Linked DNA regions of Homo sapiens: region 2 is linked to region 1. A link is an interaction called in ENCODE POLR2A ChIA-PET data of the cell type or tissue named here. Cell type or tissue: GM12878. All regions are shown on one strand.

Region 1 (4,000 bases):
GAATGTGATCTTTCTTACAAATTGGGTCTTTGCCAGTGATCCCATTACTGAGTATATACCCAAAGGATTATAAATCATGCTAATATAAAGACACACGCACACATATGTTTATTGCGGCACTATTCACAATAGCAAAGACTTGGAACCAACCCAAAAGTCCACCAATGGTAGACTTGATTAAGAAAATGTGGCACATATACACCATGGAATACTATGCAGCCATAAAAAAGGATGAGTTCATGTCCTTTGCAGGGACATGGATGAAGCTGGCAACCATCATTCTCAGCAAACTATCACAAGGACAGAAAACCAAACACCGCATGTTCTCACTCATAGGTGGGAACTGAACAATGAGAACACTCGGACACAGGGCAGGGAACATCACACACCAGGGCCTTTCAGAGGATGGGGGGCTGGGGGAGGGATAGCATTAGGAGAAATTCCTAATGTAAATGACGAGTTGATGGGTGCAGCAAACCAACATGGCACATGTATACCTATGTAACAAACCTGCACGTTGTGCACATATACTTGAAGTATAATTTAAAAAGAAAAAAAAGAATTTGGGTCTTTGAGCTGAACAGTGAGAACACATGCACACAGGGAGGGGAACAACACACACTGGGGCCTGTCGTGGTGGGGAGCAGGTGGTGAGGGAGAGCATCAGGATAAATAGCTAATGCATGGGGGGCTTAATACCTAGGTGATGGGTTGATAGGTGCAGCAAACCACCATAGCACAAGTTTACCTATGTAACAAACCTGTACATCCTGCACATGTATCCCAGAAACATAAAATAATAAAATAAAATATCAAAAAAAAGAAATTGGGTCTTTGTAGATTATCAAGTTAAGATGGTTCATTAGAGTGGTTCCTAATCCAATAAAACTATGAGTTTGTAAAAAAGGACAATTTGGATACAGATATAGACAGGTATACAGGGAGAGCACCATGTGAACGTGAAGGTGGAGATTGGATGAAACTTCTACAAGGCAAAGAGTGCCGAAGTTGTCAGCAAACCACTAAAAACTAGGAGAGAGACATGAAACAGATTCTCCCTCAAAGCACTCAGAGGGAACTAACCTTGCTGACACCTTCCTTTAGCCGCTAGAAACTGTGAGACCCAAATTTCTATTTAAACCATTCAGCTTTTGAGACTTTGTTGCAATGACCCTAGCAAATGAATACAGAACCACTTAATAGTGGCTTGAGGGGTGGGATTATCAGTACCACGGGAACCACATAGATGGGTGAAAGTTGATTCTCAGAAATTGGTTCTGGGAAGACAATCTCATAGATTTTCACTACAGATCCCCCAAGACAATTTGTTTTGACTTGAAACTCAACTATGGACATTTTCTTTTGAATAAATTAGCTTGCTTAGGAATTGGGTGAATAATTAAAAATAATCTAAAAATTAATTTGTGGATATTTTCTGATTGGCATTATCTGTCTCAGCACACAAGTTGCCATAATGGTGGGGAAAGCAACAAGTAACAAGCCTGCTTTGCTCTAGAGCAGATTGATATATGTAGATAAGTGGAATTTATGTGAAAGAACCAATAATGTTTGAGAGTCTGCTGATAAAAGATGACATTGAGTAAAATGATGGATTCCTGTCTTAAAGGGTAACTTTTCTTATTATTTTCTTAGGCTGTATTGTAGTTGTTATTTATAATACGCTCCAGTTGAGGCATCATCTTGTAATTATTGCTCCCTCTACTCTTTCTCAACTTACTCTTCACTATGAGTGTTAGTATTCAACAGTTTAGACTTCATCAATAAGTAATTTCCATCAGAATGAGGAAAGACTGGTCCTTCTCTGTTTATGTTTTCTAATCTTGGAATGAGGTACCTTAGACTAAATCAGGGATTGGGTAAATTATAACCCTCAGGCCAAATTTAATCTACCACCTGGTTTTACAAAGGCAGTTTTATTATAGCACAGCCACACTCACTCATTTACTTACTTTCTGTGGTAGACTTCATGCTACAATGGCAGAGGTGAGCAGTTGCAACAGAGACTCCATGGCCCAAAAGCCTAAAATATTAACTATCTGGACTTTTACAAAAACAATTTTCCAACCTCTGACCTAGGTAGCTATGTAAAGGGAGAAAAAGAGGTTCTGTTTTTGTTTTTGTGCTTTTAATTAAGTCTACCAGGGACAGACTTATTAGCCTTTAGAGTAAAACGTAATCCCCACGTTACTAATAACATGAACTCCACATTTAAAAAATGGACTACATGGTTTAAAATGCTTTGTTTAAACTCATTTTTTCCTTATGTATAGTTGTTTGTAATTAGTAATTATTCAGCTCTTCTAGTTTACTTTTTCTTTTGCAAATAACTGGTTACAGAAGTAAAAAATAGAAGGGTTGTCCGAAGGCATCATGTGTTTTTGAGAGTAGTTGATCTAATGTTTCTTGAAGCCAGGAAGATATTTGTGCACTTTGTCTGTGGCTTCATTTCCTTACAGGAAATCACCTGGGGCAGATAACACCAAGCTCAGTGTATTCTTGTTGCTCAGTTGATTAGTTGATTGATTTGAAATAACAGAAATAATAAAGAAAGATATTTCTATTTGGGAAAATTTTTTTTTAAAGTTTATAATAATGTCACCCTAATAAGTTAGTTAATCTCTCTGAACTTCAGTGACCTTCTCTGTAAAGGTACTACCTATTACATAGTGTTATGAGGATTAAATGAAATGGTCCATTTAAAGAGTTTGATAGAGTATCTTGTGTATAATTAGAGAATAATACATTTAATTCTTGTTATTATTATTATTATTGCTATATTTTTAGCTACTGTTTTAGGCTGAATATTTGTCCTTTCCAAAATTCATGTGGAAATTTAATCCCCAATGTGGCAGTGCTGACAGGGGGCTTTTAAGAGGGAATTGGGTCACGAGGGCTTTGCCCTCATGAGTGCATTAGTCCATTAATGGATTAATGAATTAATAGGTTAATAGATTAATGAGCTCTCACAGGAATGAGACTGGTGGCTTTATAAAAAAAAAAAAAAAGGCAGAGCGATATGAGCTAGCATGCTCAGTTCCCTACCCATTTGATTCCCTGCACAGCCTTGGGACTCTTCAGAGAGTCCCTACCAGCAGGAAGGTTCTCACTAGATGTAGCATCTTGACATTGGGTTTCCCAGCTTCCATAACTGTAAGAAACAAATTCCTTTTCTTTAAAAATTACCCAGTTTCAGATATTCTGTTATAAGCAACAGAAAATGGACTCAGACACTTACCATATCCTAATTCCTGTGTTATATTTTAGCTACAGGGAATGTTAATAATTCATTTATTTATTGTATTTCTTACTGTATTCTTTTGGATTCTCCAGAGAAACAGAACCTCTCAGGTTCTTATATATTGATTATAAGAAATTCTGTGGAGGCTCAGAAGTCTCAAGATCTATAGTCAGCAAGCTGGACACCCAGGAGAACAGATGGCATAGTTCCAGTCCAGGTTGGAAGGTCTGAGAATCAGAAGAGCTGATGGCCTAAGTTCCAGTCTGAGTCCAAGTTCTAAGGCAGGAGAAGTCTGATATCCCAGCTCAATGATAGTCAGGAAGAGAGAGTGAAGTCTCCCTCACACTACCTTATTATTCTATTCAAACCATTCAAAGTTTCCATAAGACCCACCCACATTGGGAAGGTCAATCTGTTTTACTCAGTCTACTGATTCAAATGCTAATCTCACCCAGAAAATTGCTCATGAACACACCCAGAATAATGTTTAATGAAATATCTGGGCACCCTGTGACCCAGTCAAGGTAACACATAAAATTAACATCCCAAGTTCACCCCTTGTCAATTTGGCACCCATATGCACCTCCTTAAAGCATACTTCATATCCAAATAAAGAAAATAACAAGGTAATAATTCCATCTACCATGATAAAACTATCTTGCATACAATTGGCAATGCAGTAACCCCTTCCCCAGAAGAGGAGGTAAAGTCCTTGGGTGATGTTTACTTTTCTTCTTGATA
Region 2 (4,000 bases), 71 kb before region 1:
TGGAATTACTTATTTCAATGTTTAATATCAGATATTTGGTAATGTTTTTGTGACCAGAAATATGCCATAAGAACTTAACTCTTGTTTATATCGACTAGTCTATGGTAAAATTGGTTTCGTTACACATCATTTCACTTAATGTTGCAGTGTCCAAGAACCTATTGGCCACACTGAGGATGTACTGTATGCTTCTGTCAGTAAAGTATTTCTGAATGTATACTTAATTTTTCATTTTACTCCCTACAACTAGTATTAAGCCAATAATTTATTTTCTAACTGTTATTTCAGAATTAAGTAAATACTGAATATGAAGTGATGGCAACACAGACAAGGAAATGACTGTGCCTAGGGAAGCTGCAGCAATGCCTTATCAAAGAACTGACTTTTAAAGTGAGTCTTGAATGAAGAGTCCTATTTTGTAATATTTAGGCAAGGGGAGTATGATTTACAAAGGCATAAACAATGAAAAGGTTGGGCATGTCTTTAACACAGGAAGAACTCCTGCTATGATACGAAGTAACCATTGTGACAGGAGGAATGGAGCAGTATAGAAGGCTCAGAGTTTAACTGGACACATTCATTTATTAAGTACTAACTTAATGAATAATCTAAATGATAAGCACCTAACTTTCTGGACAGGACAGAAGAACTTCATGAAGGAGCTTCATAATGAGTCCTAAAAAAATGACTAGTTTGGATGAGGACATTCCAGATAGGAAGAGCAGCACACAGCCGTTGCTTTTTAACCAAATTGTCCATGCCTATTAAGTTTTGTGAATTCTTATTTTTTACTTTAAAAACCTTCCTTTTCCATCACTAAAATGTAAATTTTCAATTAGTTCCTATGATACTTGTGCTTGATTCTAAACAGTCTTTCTAGTTTCTGAAATTTGCTCTCTTTCATCTGCAGTGTGCTGGCAAACCAGTTATCAAAATGTATTTAAAATATGAATAAATACAGCAAGTAAACACCTAAAGTGGAGTAAGGTGCTGAGAGTCTTGATTCATGAACTTCTGGCGGCTTAGAGGGCTTTTCTGCCAATTTCCTGGTTCTCTACTTTGTTTTACATGGTTCAGGAAACTGGATAAATAATAGCCTTAGGCTGGGAGAAAAATTATCCTACACCTCTCTCCATTCTTCTTCTATTTCTGCTTTCTCTTTGATTCCTCCCCATTCCAGTAGCATTCCAGATAGCGATTAGTCCACTAAGTTACATTCCAGGACAAGAAGACTGGTTTCCACTGACCTCAAAATTAGAGGAATGTCATGGTACAATTAATTTGATACATTTCGTCCTTTTATACCCATAACTATTCTAAGTAATTATTACTTGAGTAGCCAAAAGAAACACTTGCACTGAATGTTCAAATACATATATATAGAGAAAGATGTGTATCTACTAACTAGATATAAAAAAGTTATATTCAACTACATAATCTGTCCTATTCTCTCTCCCTCTCATATCCCACTTACAGCTGTCACCTTAATTTTAAAAAATCCCCAATGCCACTATAATCTATGACTTTTAATGACAACCTCAAACTCCTTCTGTGCATGTGCAGATCTAGATTAAACTATAATCTCTCAACATCCCCCAAACCACTCAAAGTTTCCTCCTTTCAACTCCTTAGGGTATCTGCTTATGGGGGGGTTACCTGGTATCAAATACATTGAAGGGGCATGGCCAAAGAATCTGCTCAAAAGAGCTTTCCCTCCACTCGGAAATAAGGCCTTCAACCAATACAGTTCCCACTTGTGGAAACATTTAATTTAAATCTAGGGCCACAGGTATACTTCAGGAAGGGAGACAGGAGGAGCAAGTCCAACATTATGAAAAACTGATAGCCTGGCTTGCTACCTAGGCTGTGTGCAGAAGTACAAACAGAGCTCAGCACAACTTAGAAAACCCTCCAAATGTAATTGTGACAGAAGGCCAGAGATCACCATCAAGAATTCTAAGAACTGGCCAGGCGCAGTGGCTCACGCCTGTAATCCCAGCACTTTGTGAGGCCGAGGAAGGGGAATTGCTTGAGCCCAGGAGTTTGAGACCAGCCTGGGCAACATGGCGAAACCCTATCTCTACAAAAAGTACAAAAATTAGCCGAGCATGGTGGCACATGCCTATAGTCCCAGCTACCCGGGAGGCTAAGGTGGGAGGATCACCTAAGCCCAGAGAGATCGAGTCTGCAGTGAGCCATGATCGTGCCATTGCACTCCAGCCTGGGCGACAAGAGCAAGATGCTGTTTCAAAAAAAAAAAAAGAAAAGAATTATAAGAATAGGATACAATGGTAGCAAAACTACTGAAGTCTGAAGGTTTGACAGCAGATTCTAGAACGCTTTTCTTCTTTACTTGTATAAGAATAGCTGGAAACAATATACCCCTATTCATTATAGAAGAGATCACAGACCAGGAATGGGACATGTGCACACACTTACACTGGTTCTGGAAGCATACAGCACCTGATGAATCACTGCACAAAAAAGGAAACCAAGAAGGAACACCAGACACACTGAGCAAGGCTGACTTAAAGCTCTACATAACAGTCTCTCCTCTCAGCAGGTCACAGTTGTTACGGTCTACCCTAGCAATCATATAAATATTTTTTAAAAGAAAATATTTATCTCAAATCTGAAATTTTCTACTTGAAATGAGAATTAAAAAAAAGAAAAAAATTCATATATGATGTCACAGAAAGAGCCTGCCAAGACACCTTTAAATTTCCCTAGTTTTACCTCGTTTACAATACTGAAACTTAACTTTTTTGGACTAACTCTTTAGCTGTAGTTGTATTTAAGTTTAGATGTCAAACTTCTGAAGTTTTCTCCTCTATTAAAAAAAAAGATAGATACATTAATCTATTAAGCAACATTTTACAAAAACATCTACTCACTGGCATTTTTAAATAGTAATACCCATTTCCATTGGCTGCTTCTTAGTATTCTATTCTATTTAGTAAAGTCTATCCTGCTCTTTAGAAGCAGGGATAGTAAAATTCTTGTTTCACAAAAAATTAAATTTATATAACATAGTTATAAGAAAATATTTCCAATCTTTGTGTCATTTACCTGACATATCATTCAGCTCAAATTTAAAAGAAACAGTATCTGTGATAAATTCTCACCCCAAGCACACTACAGTTTCTATAAGATGCAGAAGTCCAGTGTCAGTGGATTCAAGCTCAAGACCAGACACAAGAGGCTCATTCAAGAATCATTAACAACCTCACAGGTATAAACAGGGCATTGTGCCAAGGGTGAGTGACAGAAAGATGCACAGTTCCTGCTCCCAAACTGAACATGTCACGGAAGTGTCAAACATGTGAACAACAAAATATGAATTCTTAAAAGTGCTATGGAAATTTGGAAAAGTAAAGCAGAGACCTGGAAATGAGTGGGACATACTATAGACACAGCAAGAAAAGACAGACTCCCCAAAATCTGACCAGCCTCAGAGAAAGGAGACTGGAAGAAAATTTTAGTCATAAGACCACAAACTACCAAAATCCTTTAAATACAGTAAATACAGAGAAACAATCATAAATGAAGACAAACATATGCAAATAAAGATGCTCACTGGAAGATTATTTAACAGAAAAGAATTAAAATCAAAACATCCAATAACAAGGGACTAGCCATAGGATACAACATTATTAAAATGTTGTTAATGAAAAAATTTAATGACATGAGAAAATAATACAAAGTTTCTAAAAAGCACATAATTATACCTACATTATCTGAAGGATGTTAATAGGTAAGTTTTTCAAAAGATAAAAACCATTAAAGTGTTAAAACTAGCTATTTCTCAGACGGAGGATTATGAGTGATTTGTTTCACTTTACATTGTCCTATTTTCCAAACATTATATAGTGTTACATTTCTAACTGGTAAAAAGGTTATGTAAGTCACTGTATTTTAGGGTATTCATAGCCCTTTAAAACTATTCATAGCCCTTTTCATCTCTTTCTATAGAGAATATCTCATCCATATATTACACAGA

Evidence for each region. Peaks named below come from ENCODE experiments on the same cell type or tissue, not always from the same donor. Only the 100,000 strongest peaks of a DNase experiment are listed, where the experiment ranks them.
Region 2: POLR2A ChIA-PET joins it to region 1 with 5 read pairs; 22 of 35 experiments call an interaction of 5 or more read pairs at or near these places.

What each region holds. Positions count from the first base shown.
Region 1 is chr12:89,764,167-89,768,166 of GRCh38, forward strand. The region is part of intron 2 of LOC107984543 (a long non-coding RNA gene); the gene reads left to right. Among named protein-coding and RNA genes, the nearest start is that of ATP2B1-AS1, 57 kb to the left of the region's middle. RefSeq lists a silencer at 1,930-1,989. In GM12878, no CTCF peak of the experiment used is centred here; a DNase peak (open chromatin) is centred at 1,946; H3K27ac peaks cover 1,301 bases.
Region 2 is chr12:89,692,810-89,696,809 of GRCh38, forward strand. All of the region lies in intron 1 of ATP2B1 (ATPase plasma membrane Ca2+ transporting 1), which reads right to left. Among named protein-coding and RNA genes, the nearest start is that of ATP2B1, 14 kb to the right of the region's middle. In GM12878, no CTCF peak of the experiment used is centred here; no DNase peak of the experiment used is centred here.